2 separate regions of the Homo sapiens genome follow, and region 1 is linked to region 2. Evidence: chromatin contacts called from ENCODE Hi-C data. All regions are on one chromosome and are shown on one strand. The core of a region is the stretch at or near the end of the contact, and the rest is flanking DNA. Distances in the headings are between cores, read along the strand shown. Region 1 holds the start of FOXD3 (forkhead box D3). Region 2 has its middle 33 kb from the start of NFIA.

The links. Hi-C counts contacts between places; a loop is a spot of excess contacts on that map. Pooled maps may share reads with other maps.
Region 1: a loop to region 2 is called in a map of B cell, with 9 times the contacts of the local background. The contact joins the promoter of FOXD3 here to the enhancer-like site in region 2. A Hi-C loop is called at or near these places in 1 of 168 maps with a recorded cell type or tissue (B cell), 4 of 37 single-sample maps with no recorded cell type and 7 of 50 pooled maps.

What each region holds. Positions count from the first base shown.
Region 1 is chr1:63,320,004-63,326,590 of GRCh38, reverse strand. FOXD3 (forkhead box D3) reads right to left here and starts at 4,024. Exons shown (of 1, transcript NM_012183.3): 1 at 1,463-4,024. The coding sequence starts at 3,532. The coding sequence ends at 2,096. FOXD3-AS1 (FOXD3 antisense RNA 1) reads left to right here and starts at 2,150. Exons shown (of 3, transcript NR_121637.1): 1 at 2,150-2,236; 2 at 5,128-5,224; 3 at 5,401-5,707. RefSeq lists an enhancer at 2,894-3,583 and silencers at 3,907-3,986, 4,107-4,416.
Region 2 is chr1:61,046,537-61,053,356 of GRCh38, reverse strand. No RefSeq gene overlaps it. Among named protein-coding and RNA genes, the nearest start is that of NFIA, 33 kb to the left of the region's middle. Within about 2 kb of position 2,561, at least 28 of the 41 ENCODE cell types and tissues checked have a DNase peak (open chromatin) inside an H3K27ac peak, as active enhancers do.

The DNA.
Region 1 (6,587 bases), core at 2,775-5,274, 2.3 Mb before region 2:
GGAGATTAGAAGGGACCCGCCCGGAGACCGTGTGGTCCATAATCTCCTCTCGGTGAAGGTTACCATTGCTCCTCTCTCGGCGGTGGTTATCAGGTTCTTGTTTATCAAGTTAAACTATCTCACCCCCGGCAGCTTGTTTTATTTTAGGACCCTGATCCCGAAGGAATGTTTACTCAAGACACAATAATGTTTACCGTTTACCAGGAAAACAGATTGGGTATTTGCAAGGAAGTGTCTTTCAAAGCGACCCCCAGCCCACGTCGACAGCGGAGAAATGAGGTGGGATCCGAGACGGGGAGGCATCTCCACCACCAGGGAGGCAAAGTGGACGACAACACCGGGGACTGGCCGGGATTAACCAAAAGGACGCGCGCAGGGCCGAGCCGACAGCACTGCTACTCGCTCCAGTTTTTAAAAGCGATTTCGCACAAGTAATTGTAACAGCTAAATTAATTACAAAATAATTAGAATTGATGCCTTTTGAGGATATGCTGATGGTGGTGAGAACCAGCCTTCCACATCAAGATGTTTCATTTCTACCTTCATACTTTCTTTTAAAAGTTTTTAACAGCTGAAATGCAAATTAAAAATAATCTACAAGGACCTTCCCCATTCCTGCCCTATGATGTCGCATTTCACACTAACCTAGCCTAAGGTAAAGAAAAAAAAGGGGAGAGAGGTGATGTTCAGCTGTTTTTAAAAGGGTATTAAGGCCACCATTCCTTGGCCTTCAGAAAGGCTTTGGGTTGGAGGGAGAGGAAGCATCTATAGGACCCCTTCAGAAATCCAATTATGTTGTGGATTGATTATTGCCATATAAATGAGATATCTTATTTGAAAATATTATGAAAACAAAACTATGTATTATCTATCAGATGAACATAAATAAAATCCCACTGCAAAATGTAAAGTGCCTTAACATAAATTTTAAAACCAGCTGGGTCTATTTACCACTTCCACTTAAGGAATGAAAAGAAATAATTTCAAAAATCTAAGATTTAAATGTTAAAAAGAGGGATGTTTGGAATTTACTTACTTTTCAAAGGATAATTGAAATGACCAAGAACTCTCTCATTTGGGAAGTTTTCATTGTGGAAGATACAAGTCTAGTCATTTTTTAAAAAAATTTAAAGACTGCTGTTGTTTCGGTTTCTTTTTTTAAATGACAGCTTACTTTATCTACAGAAATGTCTGGTCATTTAGATTTAATGGGTTGATATGAATGATATCACTCACATCCTGATTTTATGTGAAAACTAAAAGAAAAATAGTAACACAATTTAAATTAGGCATACTATTTCCTTTCTCCAATTAAAATTTTCTTACACTCAAATTATGAATTTAAAAAGTTTGAAAAGGCCATTACTTGAAATTCCTTGATTTTCTGGGGAGGAGAAAAGGCAAATAAATACCATTTAAAAATCTTGCCATTTACTTCAGACAACTAAATAAAACACTAGGCTGGGCATTTTAAAAATTTATTTACAAAGTTGTGTACAACACGATGGAATAACATTTAGAATACCATATATATTCATTCATATATAAACAGACTTTTATAATAGAATGACACTTTTTGCCTTTTTGAAAATTTTTTATATTTAAAATCTCCCAACGTCTCTATACATTCTTTTCTCAGATAAAACTTCGGAGAGTGAACCTTCAAAAAAAATGAAAGTTCAGAGCTCTAAATCTACGGAATTTGTTTTTTCTTAAAAAAATAAAAACCCCAAAAGGAAAGTCAATAATTTTTTTACAAATATATACAAAGAATTTCCCTCCCATCCCCACGGTACTAAGAGCAGGCGCCGTCGGGGTGCATTTTTGGAAAATTCGGTTTTCGGTTTTACCTGTATGGAAAGCTATCCCCGGCGGGCGCGCGGTGAGTTTGCTCGACCAGCTTAGGTGTGCGCGAGGGGATGGAGGCCGCGGAAGGTAGGCGTTGGGGGCTCAGGGGAAAGGAAATTGGGGAGAGGCAGAGTCCAGGATTGGGCAGCGGGACCGGGACCGGGCTTGGGACAGGGCGCGCAGCCTGGAGGTGCATTTGTTGCTCGAGGCCGCCGCCGGACCCTGGGTCCCGGCCATTGGCGCGTCCCTATTGCGCCGGCCATTTGGCTTGAGCGGCGGCCGCAGCAGCGGCGGCGGCCGAGGCTGCGGGCTGCAGAAACTGTCCGGAGAGTGGCACGCTAAGAATGGGCGCGATGGTGGCAGTCGTCCGGCTCAGCGACAGCGGTTGGTGGGTGGCCATGAGCGCTGCCGACTGCACGGTCCCGGGTGGCCGCAGAAACGACTGCGCCGTGCTGCCGCCCCCTGAACCCCCAGTGCCGCCGGCGACCCCAGCGCCCACCGCCGAGCCCCCAGGAGCCGCGGGGCCCCCACCTATGATGTTCTCGATGCTGAACGACGGCCGCGCGCTTGGCTCGGACTTGATGAGCGACGCGGTGGTGCCCGCGGCGCCCGCTGTGCCCGCAGCGGCCGCGGCGGCGCCCAGGCTATTGAGCTGCAGCTGCAGGCCCGGGCCGAGCTGTGAGCCGAAGGCGGCCGCTTTGCGGCCCAGCTCGCCCGAGGGCAGCAGCGGCACAGCGGGAGGCAGCACCGGTGCCACCGGCGGCAGCGCGTACGGGTACTGGAGCGCCGCCGCAGCAGCCGCGGCCGCCGCCGCTGCCGGGTGCGAATAGGCACCGGCCGCCGCCGCAGGGTGCAGGCCGTAGGGGCGGCCGTAGGGTCCCGCGGCGCCGGCCGCCGCCGCCAGGCTGTAAGCGCCGAAGCTCTGCATCATGAGCGCCGTCTGCTCGCGCAGGTGCTCCTGCTGGTGGCGCTTGAAGCGTTTCCGGCGCCGCAGGAAGCTGCCGTTGTCGAACATGTCCTCGGACTGCGGGTCCAGGGTCCAGTAGTTGCCCTTGCCCGGGTTGCCCGGCTCGCGGGGGATCTTGACGAAGCAGTCGTTGAGTGAGAGGTTGTGGCGGATGCTGTTCTGCCAGGCGGGGAACTTCTCCCTGTAGTAGGGGAAGCGGTTGCTGATGAACTCGCAGATGCCGCTCAGGGTCAGCTTCTTCTGCGGGCTCTGCAGGATGGCCATGGTGATGAGCGCGATGTACGAGTAAGGCGGCTTCACTAGGCTGTTCTTGGGCTTGCTCGGGGCCAGGCCTCCCGCCGAACCGCTGCCCGCGCCAGGCCCGCCGCCGCTCGCGCCGCCCTCCTCGCCGCCAACACCGCCCTTGCAGCCGTCCGCCTCCGGCGCGCCCACGTCGCCCCCCGGTCCGGCCCCGGCTCCGGCCGCCTCCTTGGGCAATGTCAGGGGCTGCTGGTGGGGCGGCTGAGGCTGTCCGTGATGGGGTGCCGCCGGGGGCACCTCGTCCGCCTCGTCCAGGCGCAGCTCCGGCGGCCCCGCGGGGCTATCGCAACCTGCGTCGCTGTCCTTCTCTTCCAGCCCGTCGTCGCCCTCGCCCACCACATCGATGTCCACGTCCTCGGCCGTCAGCACCGTCTGGCCGGACATGTCGCTGGCGCTGCCGCCGCCGGAGAGGGTCATCCCTCCTCGGGGTTGGTAGCGGCGGCGGGGAGGGGGCAGCGGGCGATGAGGGTGTTCGGGGGCTGCCACGGAGCTCAGGGGAAGAGGGTTTGAGTGCCCCCGAAAGATGGGGGGCAGGGAGAGGGGAGGGGGCCGCAGGTGGCTTGGGGCCCGCTGGGCTCAGCTCACACTCGGCGGCCCCGCATCGCGTGGCGCGGGCTCTGCCGTCCGCCCCCAGCGGCCGCGCTCCGCGAACTCCTGCCGTCCCTGGCGCTCGGTACTAGGCGCTCGCTACCGCTCCCGGCCCCGGCGGTTCTCCACGCCGCGCCCCCTCACTTAGCCCGCCTTCCTCGGCCTCTGGCCCTGGCGTGGGGCGCAGGAGCGGTCCAGGCGGGCGCGGGACGCCGGGCGCCGAGCAGCTCGGGAGGGCGCGGGCAGGGACAGTAGCGGGGGGGCAGGGGGCTGGGTGTCAGGGACGCCGAAGCCCCGGTAGTCGAAAGTCCCGTTTTAAGGACTGGCCTGATAGATTACTTTCTACTTAAAGATCCAGCGGGAGGCGGGGCCACGTGACCGTGCGTGACGTCAGGGCCGCGGCCGAGCCGGCCAAACTCAAGTTGGTTCAGGGAATTGTCAACAAAGGGACGAGAGACGCGCAACTCCGCTCCGCACTGTGCGCCAGCATCCCCGGGGCACGGAGGGCGCTGCGGCCCGCCCGGAGACCCCCCCACCCAGGCTGGATCCGGGCCCTGGGGCCCAGGGAGCGGGTGGGTGTGAGTGTGGGTGGGTGTGAGCGAGTCAGGGCGTGGGCCTGGGAGCGTCCGCGGGACTGTGCGACTGTCGCTGCCCTGCCTTCCCCGCCCCCTCTCCCTTCCGCCCTTCTCCCCCCCACTTTGTCACACTCCTTAGACAGGGACTGGGCGACCTAGAACGAGGTTCCCATATCGTGTTTTAAAAAGCAAAACTTAGTCTCTGTTTTGCTTTTTGTTTCATTGTTTTTAGCTTTAAAGAGTAAGAGCAGCGCACCCGGCTCCCTCCTGCTAATTAGATTTCAGATTCCCCTCTGGCCTCAGTGCTCATTCCGGGGAAGACACCTGCTGAGATGTCTTTTTCCCCCTCCCCCAACCAAACCACTCAGGTCCTACCTGCTCTTTCCCGGCTTGATGCGGGCGTGTTTTCCTGTATGTATTTTTTCGTGCGGCCACAAAAAGCATCAGCTGGGGTTCCCGAAGGTCAGAAAATGGCTATTGATTAATCTACTAGAATAGTTGCCGAGAGAAATAAAAACGACGTAAAATAGCAGGGAACCTATAAATAAAGAAGCCATAACTGGCTACTTGGAGTTGTTAAACGACTTAGCATATGAAAAAATCGGAAATGAGGCGCTGGGGAAGGAGCTGGGATTGGCAGCGGCCTGGGTAAGTCGAGTGGATCCGGGAAGAGGCCTGGTGTCTTCAGGTTAGACGCAGCGCCCAGGGGCGGCTGAAGAAACGTGAGGGGTGCGGGCAGTGACTTCCCGGGCGGCGGGCATGGCCTTGGGGGAACCTGGGCAGACTTGGGCATGCCAGCATGCTGGGATCTCCGTTGCTGCCAGCTAACGTGGATTTTCTTCTCTTAAGGTGTGGACAAATCCTCCAAGATTTAACTTCCAAGAAAACCGGCGGCGGAGCGGGTGGAGGAGGCGAGGATGTGTGGCCAATGCACGCGGAGTGCAAGGCAAGTCAGTGATAGTAGGAAAAACTGTGGGGATTTCACTGGGACTGGAGGGGGAGGCACCGCAAACCGACCCCCAAGTGCGTGGCTGGGGTGCGTGGACCTCACACCTCCAAGGAAAGTCAGTGCTCTTGACGCGGTGAATCAGCGATGCGCCTCCTCTTTCCTCCCTCATTTAGGCCGCCTAGTTGGGAGCCGCAAGAGCCTGCCTGGTGTGGCAGGCACACGGAACCCAATCCCTGTCTGTCCGCTGCGGCCTGGGAGGGGAGCGCCGGCCTCACCAGAGGAAGGAGCACGAGGGGAGGAGTTCCGAGAGGAAATAATTAGTGAAATATTTGCAGAAGATGCTGGGATGTGGATTTAATTCCGGATGGACAGTGGTGCTTCTGATTCCCTCAGTCTGTTTCCCCACCCACGATCTCCTCTTTCCTTGGCCTAGACACACCAAAAATAATTCAATAAAATAAAAATAAAAATTTAAAAATCTGTAAACTTGCTTCATTACAGGCATTGAGACACACAGATTGACTTTCATCCCCATTAGACAGTTTCCCAGGATATAACACTACTCATCTGAGGCTGGGAGCAGGGTAGGGGGTGGTGACACTATCCTGAGACGCCCGCCAACCTCCACAGTTTTTCTTTATCTAAATGATCCCGAGGTTGCACACGGCCCTAAAACGCATCTCAGAGTTGATTTCCGTAGCTCCACAGCTTTGTGGCCCGCAGGCTCCGAACCGTTTACAATGCCGTCTAGACAGCTTTCCGCGAAACCGACCCGAGCTGAGCTGGCTGGCCATCGCCCAGGACTGCAGAGGTCGCGTCTGCAACTGCCTCAGCAACCGAAGTGTCGGAAGGTCCAAAAAAAAAAAAAAAAAAAGCTAAAAAGCGGAAATTTACACATTCAGGAACCTCCTTTGCTCTGCTTGGGTTGCCCAGCCCTAAAGGCAGGGGCCCGGGGCGCAGCGCTGGCCCTGCCGCGGCCTTGGTGGCTGGGCCCGCGTGGACTAGTATGTGTGGATGCGCGCCGGAGGATGGTGGCTACAGGGCTCCCCTCACCGGTCTCGAAGTAGTCTCCAAATGAGCCTAATTTCGATTCCGCCGTCCGCAGAGGCTAGCTCTCTGGACTCCCTCCACGCTGCTGGTCGCTGCCTCCTACCCTCCCTCTGCCACGGCCCAGCCTGATCCGTCCATTCCCCGGTGTCTCCTTGGAACCTCCCTGGGGAAGGGGGTGGAGGACGAACAACTCCCAGCTGCCGGTTCCATTTGTTGCGCTTTTTTCCTTCGACACAATAAAAGTCAAATTAATTGATTCATACCATTAATTACGGCGCGTAGCGTGAAAAGCAACGCTTCCCCTCGGTTA
Region 2 (6,820 bases), core at 1,312-3,811:
CCACTTCTGGAGGGGGACTTAATAAGACTGCAATATATTACCATGTTTAAAACGTTTTGCAGAAGCAAGATTGCCTAAAAACGACCTGCTGGCGATACACGGGAAAGCAAATCCGCTTACAGAGAGGGCCCGATCTGGAGGAAGAGGGGAGAAGGCAGGACCCAGCCCCAATTAAAACCCAGCACTTTCCAATTTTCGAAACACAGCACTCAATGCTGTGGGGCTACAGGATGGAGTGGTGACGGCCCCTGGAGCTGACAGGTTGCAGACCTTCCGGGCTGTTCTTTACTGCTTACTGGAAGTCTTCAGACTTCTTTTGGAGTAACCGTTCCCCTTTTGTGTTTTGTGGGCATGTGTTTGCACCCTGAATGAAGCTTGTCCCCACACTTGAAGTGGATAGCTCTTGTTCTTTAACTGGCAGTGAGTGGCCCTAGAGTGGGAATGTTAGTGCCAGTGCAGACTAAGGTGTGTGTTTGTGCCTGGTTTGTTGTCTCGGGGAAACCACCACCTTAATTGTTTTGTGCTCAAGGTGCCTGTGTTTTTAAAGTGAACTCAAGGGAAAAACTGCAGAGTTTGCAAGTTTTGTGATTCCTCAGGCCAGGAGAGCCTGTGAAGGTCTCGGATCCCGGTATCTCTGGGGCGAAAATCATTAAAAGTATTTTGTGGAGAAAGCATAGCTTCCCAGCTTCATGAGGATAAGGCTGCTTTCTGTAAACCTTCAAACCACAGTGCACCAAGCCTCTACCCTCAACCCCTCTTCGAGAACAGAAATGCACTCCAAGCATTTCTGGTCTTCTTGTGGTTACCATGCCATTATGTAGCACCACCTGAAACTATCTCTTTGAATACTGATTCCAACTTTTACAAAGTTTCTTGCCCTTTTTTGCACCCTGATAAGTTGTACTTGTCCTATGTGTAATGCAAGCTTGCCTCTGAGCCCTTGACCTGCTGTCAACCCCGGAATAGGGAGTATTCTAAAGGTTACATTTTCGTCTTAAGGGATAAAAATGTTGCTTTCATCCTGTTTACCGAGGGTGCCCAGTACAAAGTGGGCAAAGTGGTAGGAAATGCGGTCTCTGGGCTTTGCCAGTGTCGGGAGGATAGTTCCAGCATATTAGTCCCTGTCTGCTTAAATGCCGACGTTAGGTACCCGGCATGTGATGTCCTGCGGTTGAGCCCTCTTACTCTTACTCATCAGGTCCCGGCTGCAGCGCTGGGAACGCTGGGCACACCTGCCGATTTTAAAGCAGCAAATTCAGTTCAGGCCACCGGGAGCGGGAGGGCTCGCTTTTCCGCTGGGGCTACCGCATGAAGCAAGTGCTTAAATTTTTTCCCTTCACAAAAGGGAAAAAACCATTTTGCTTAAATCTGTTTTTTCTTAGGACGCACTTAGAGACCAGGCCCGCCAATATTCCAGTTAGAGTTAACGCTACCAGAAATATGCAGTGCTTTAGGATTCCAACTTGGGACTCGTTGAAGACCAGAATGTTACAGTCAATCTCGCCTTTCTCTTTTTGTTTCCAACACCCTACTTTCCCTTCAGTCTCTTTCCTCTTCGGTGTTCTCTACCTCTTGAAATATAAAAGTTTAATAAAAACACCACCCTATTTTATTTTTTAAAATAAAAGTTGACACTAAATTTGAGAGCTAGTGTTGCAACTAAGCTCTTCGGAAGTTTACCCATCTGTTCCCCAAACCTTTGATGCCTGTAATGTCAACCACGATTGCTTCTTAAAATTCACTAAAAGAAGTCTTTCAGTAACTTTGAAAAAGTGTAATAAATGCTAATGGGGGGGAGGGAACTCCCAACTCTGATGGATTTTACCTTCTCGGATCAAGGAGCAGGACTCCAAGCAAAAGAATAAACTTTATGTAGTTTATTTTTAAACTATTCTATTTTCAGTAGCGATTTCTCTTCCTTAGCTAAATTACTCAGCTTTGCTCAATTCCACTTTTACCTTTCCCCACACGTCCTCACTGACTCAGCAATTGTCACCGAGTGAGACCCTAGGTAGTGGGAAGGAGGCCCCCACAGATATGCTCCCCGGCTAAAGCGCTCGATTGAAGATCTGAGAAAATATCTTCAGAAACTACAAATGGAGCAAATCATTTACCTAATTCACTCAAGAGCTTCCACGGGAAGGACTCTGGAGGATGAGTGTCCTCCTAATGCGGTGCTAATGAAAAGCCCCTTAGCCGGCTCTCCGGCCGAGCGCCGGACCGCGTCTGCTCGGCGTCTACGGCGGAGCGACCCTGGTTGGCGGCGGCCGCGCATTCCCCCCCCCACCTGCCCGAGGTGGCACGGCGGCCGCAGCGACTCCGGACGCCGCCGGGGCCACTCTCCGGAGCGCCGCCCTGCGACCCCGGACGCCCCCTCCCTGCCCCCACCCACCGGCGCGGGTCTTCCTCCCGCTCTTCCTCCTCCTCACCCTCCCCGGGGCTCTGTGTGGGGGGCTAGGAGGTGACTGGGGACGCTTCCTCGGTCGCGACTCCCGGTTCTCCGCGGCCTCCCGCCCGGGGGGGTTGGGGTTAAAATCTGGGAGTTCAGCTCTGCGGCGAAATCTCGGGTTCCCAGGGAGGGGCCGGAGGGAAGGAAGACCCCGCCGGGAGCGCGCCGGCCAGAGCCGCCCCCGCCCCGCGCGGCCGCTGTCCCGTGGGGAGGATGAAAGCGCAGGGCCCGGGCGGGGCCGCGGCGGCTCCAAGGGGCGGCGAGTGCGGGGCGGGGACTGCGGCGCTCGCGGTGACCGGGCCCCCCTTCCCAAGCCGCAGCTCCTGGCCCTGCAGGTGCACCCCCAGCCCCCTTTTAGGCCCCTCCGTGGAAACCGCCTTCCGGCCCAAGTTCTATCCTTTGAGGCTTTGAACCAGGCCTTTCAGAAGTTTTTAAAGCTGCCCCGCCCCGCCGGCACTCACGGGGGTCACAGTCCCCCATCCCTCCACCTCCGCTACAGCTGCCGGCGAAGCGGGTGCCGGGAGGAAGCGGAGTGGGGGCCAGCGGGCCGGCCCGAGGGTCGGGGACCGAAGCGCCGCCCCGGAGCGCCAAGCTCGGCCCCAGCGCTTGGAGATCGCGCCGCGTAGCCCGACCTCGGAGGAAGCGCGGGCCCGCCAGCCCCTGGAGAGGGGAGGGCAGGGGGGCTGGGAGAGGAAGAGCGCGCGGGGAGGGGGGCATGTCCCCATCACCGAGGTTCCTGCGCTCAGTTCAAGCCAGGGGACAACTTAAATTGGCCTTCAGGGGAGGCAGCTGGTGACCCGTGTCCTCGCCCTCCAAATTCCCCTGAGCGAAGCAGGGCGCCACCTACAGGCGAGCTCTAGATAGCAGGCAGGAGAAAGACGCGCCTGCAAAGTAATGTGGCCCCGTCCCAGCAAGCCTAGCAAGGCCTGTTGTGTCCACAGCCTCCTCTCAGCTGCCTGAGCCTGTACCGAGTTATAGGTCCGTTGGCAACAGCAAGAGCCCTGAGGGCACTCAGCGTGTGCTTTTGGGGAGTGGAGAACTGGGTGTTAATTTCAGGAATTGGGGGATTCCAGTATCAAAGAAGTAGCAGCTCTGATTGGACAGGCAGGTTGCACCCTGACAATTTTGGCTGCACTTTGACTCCAGTATCTCGACTCCAGGCTATTTTCATGGGATGCACTACGTTTCCTTGAGAATAGCTGTGTAACCTTGGGCAAGTTACTTTATCTCCCTGAGTCTCTGTTTCCTCATCCCTCAAAAGAGGGAATAGTGGTACCTGTCTGATAGAGTCATTGTGAGAATTTAATGAGATGATGTAGGTAAGAAGCTGTAGGTGCCTTCTAAGGAATTTTCACCTATTTCTTTTTTAAAAATAGTTTTTAATTATTTATTTATTTATTTTGAGTCGGAATCTCTCTCTGTTTCCCAGGCTGGAGTGCAATAGCGCGGTCACGGCTCACTGCAACCTCTGCCTCCCTGGCTCAAACAATTCTCCTGCCTCAGCCTCCTGAGTAGCTGGAACTACAGACACGCGCCACCATGCCCGACTAATTTTTTGTATTTTTTAGTAGAGACAGCGTTTCACCATGTTGGCCAGGCTGGTCTCAATCTCCTGATCTCAGGTGATCTGCCCGCCTCGACCTCCCAAAGTGCTTGGATTACTGGGATTACAGGCCTGAGCCACCGCACCCAGCCAACTTTCACCTATTTCTAATGTGAAAACCCATCTTTTATTCTAAGAAATCTAACTTGTAAGACTGTTTAGCTTCTTTCTGTTCCTTGAAGATTAGGGCCTTAGAGGAAGTGGGAGAGAGCTAAGAGGTTTCAGTGTTTGAGTAGGAAACAGGATGGGTTATGGGGAGTTTTGATAACTAGCTTATCTCCTCATAGACAACGGCTGTAGGCCGGGTGCTGTGGCTCACATCTGTAATCCCAGCTCTTTGGGAGGCCGAGGTGGGCGGATCACCCGAGGTCAGGAGTTCGAGACCAGCCTGGCCAACATGGCGAAACCCCATCTCTAATAAAAATATAAAAATTACTTGGGCGTGGTGGTACATCTGTAATCCCAGCTTCTCAGTAGTCAAGCAGGAGAATCACTTGAACCTGGGAGGTGGAGGCTGCAGTGAGCCGAGATCACACCACTGCGCTCCAGCCTGGGCAACAGAGTGAGACTCTGTCTCAGAGAAAAAAAAAAAAAAAAAAAAGACAATGGCTATGTGGTGGCTCAAGCCTGTAATCCCAGTGTTTGGGAGGTGCGCGGGTCACTTGAGCCCAGAGGCTGGAGACCAGCCTGAGCAACACAGAGAAACCCATTTCTACAAAAAAAAAAAAAAAAAAAAAAAAAAAAAAGCTGGGCGTGGTGGCCCATGCCTGTAATCCTAACTACTTCGACAGCCAAGATGGAAGGATGGCTTGAGCCTGGGAGGCTGAGGTTGCATTGAGCTGAAATGGCACCACTGCACTCCGGTCTGGGTGACAAGCTAGAACTGTCTCAGAAACAACAACAAAACGAACCAAAAAAACCAAACAACATCTTATATTTGTGGATGACTTACTATTACTATTTACTATTTTTATTATCATTTGCCTCTATTAAATGATTTAATTATCATTTTCACAATCTCATATGGTATACATTATCCCTATTTATTTATTTATTTATTTAAAGACAGGGTCTCTCTCTGTCACCCAGGCTGGGGTGCAGTGGCACAATCATAGCTCACTGCAGCCTCAAACTCCTGGGCTCAAGGGATCCTCCTGCTTTGGCCTCCCAAAGTGCTGGGATTATGAGCATGAGCCATTGCGTCTGGCCCATTATCCCAATTTTAAAGATGAGGAAACAAAGACATGGGGATGCAAGCCATAGTTGCTGTATTTTTTCTGCTTTTAAAAATATTTTTTGGCAGGTCACAGTGGCTCACGCCTGTAATCCCAGCACTTTGGGAGGCCAAGGCAGGTGGATCACCTGAGGTCAGGAGTTCGAGACCTGTCTGGCCAAAACAGGGTGAAACCCTGTCTCTACTAAAATACGAAAATTAGCAATTAGCTGGGTGTGGTGGTGGGCACTGTAATCTCAGCTACTTGGGAGGCTGAGGCAGGAGAATTGCTTGAACCCAGGAGGTGGAGGTTGCAGTGAGCTGACATTACAGCACTGCACTCCAGCCTCGGCGACAGAGCCAGATTCTGTCTCAAAAAAAAAAAAAAATTTTTTTTTTTTTACTCTAGGAGCCCTAGATCTGTATTTCACTATATTTCAGAATCTACCTTTTTTTTTTTCTTTTAGAGTTGTGATCCTGCTATGTTGCCCAGGCTGGAGTGTAGTGGCTGTTCACCGATACGGTGATAGCATACTTGTAGCCTTAAACTCCTGGTCTCAAGGGATCCTCCTCCCTCAGTCTCCTGAGTAGCTGGTACTGAAGACTCAAGCCACCATGTCCAGTCAGAATCTAACTTTAACATTAATCTACCTTTAAGTTTACCTACTGTGTGCTAGATTACTAGATTAGGAATTTTAAATATCAAGTGTCGTATAATTCTCACAACACCTTTGTGAAGGAAGACTAACTTCTGTCATCACAGAAGAGGAAGGAGAGGTTCAGGGAGATCAAGTGAGTCACTTAAAGTCTCATAGAGAAGTGGCAGAGCCAGGTTATGGAGAGCCCAGATCTCCCAGCACACACCCAGGTGTCTTCCACTGCATTACAAGTGGAATGTAATGCATTCCACTTGGCTGCATTACAGCCAAGAACGCACCAACTGGCTCTAGGGTACTTAAAAAAGTTATCAAGAAAGATCAGGCAGAAGGGTGGCTTGCTCGGTACTTTTGCTACACTAAAGATGTGGTAAAAGATGGTGTTTTCAGCCTCAGTTAATTGTAGATTATAATGTTTCCTAGGAAAATATTGATGATGGAAGAAGGGAGCAGGGGTGCATTGGGAGAAACCAAGAATGAGTGAATTTGTAATTTTATAAATATCAATAATTTATATTTATTTTATGACCAAACTGACCAAATGTCATTTTAGTGTATACATTACAATGAAAAGTTTAGTATAATCTAGCTATTGTCAAATCCTGGCATCTAAACTATAGTCATAGAGCTTTGTCGATCTGGTTATGGAAATTATTTACAATAGGTGTTTTTGTATAGCAAATGTTTTTGCTGGTCTGTATCCATGTAATAGGAACATTTTATGATGAAAGGACTGGATTGTTCAGGGAAGCAAATTATGCTTCTTTCAGGAGTGTTGTTTTGTCATTGTGCAACAATTACTCATTAGTTCCCCTTCTTCTTACTTACCTAAGTAGCAAACCAACCCGTTCATCATTCCTAACCAGAAAACGCCTTTCCATCCCCCAAAACAACTGAAC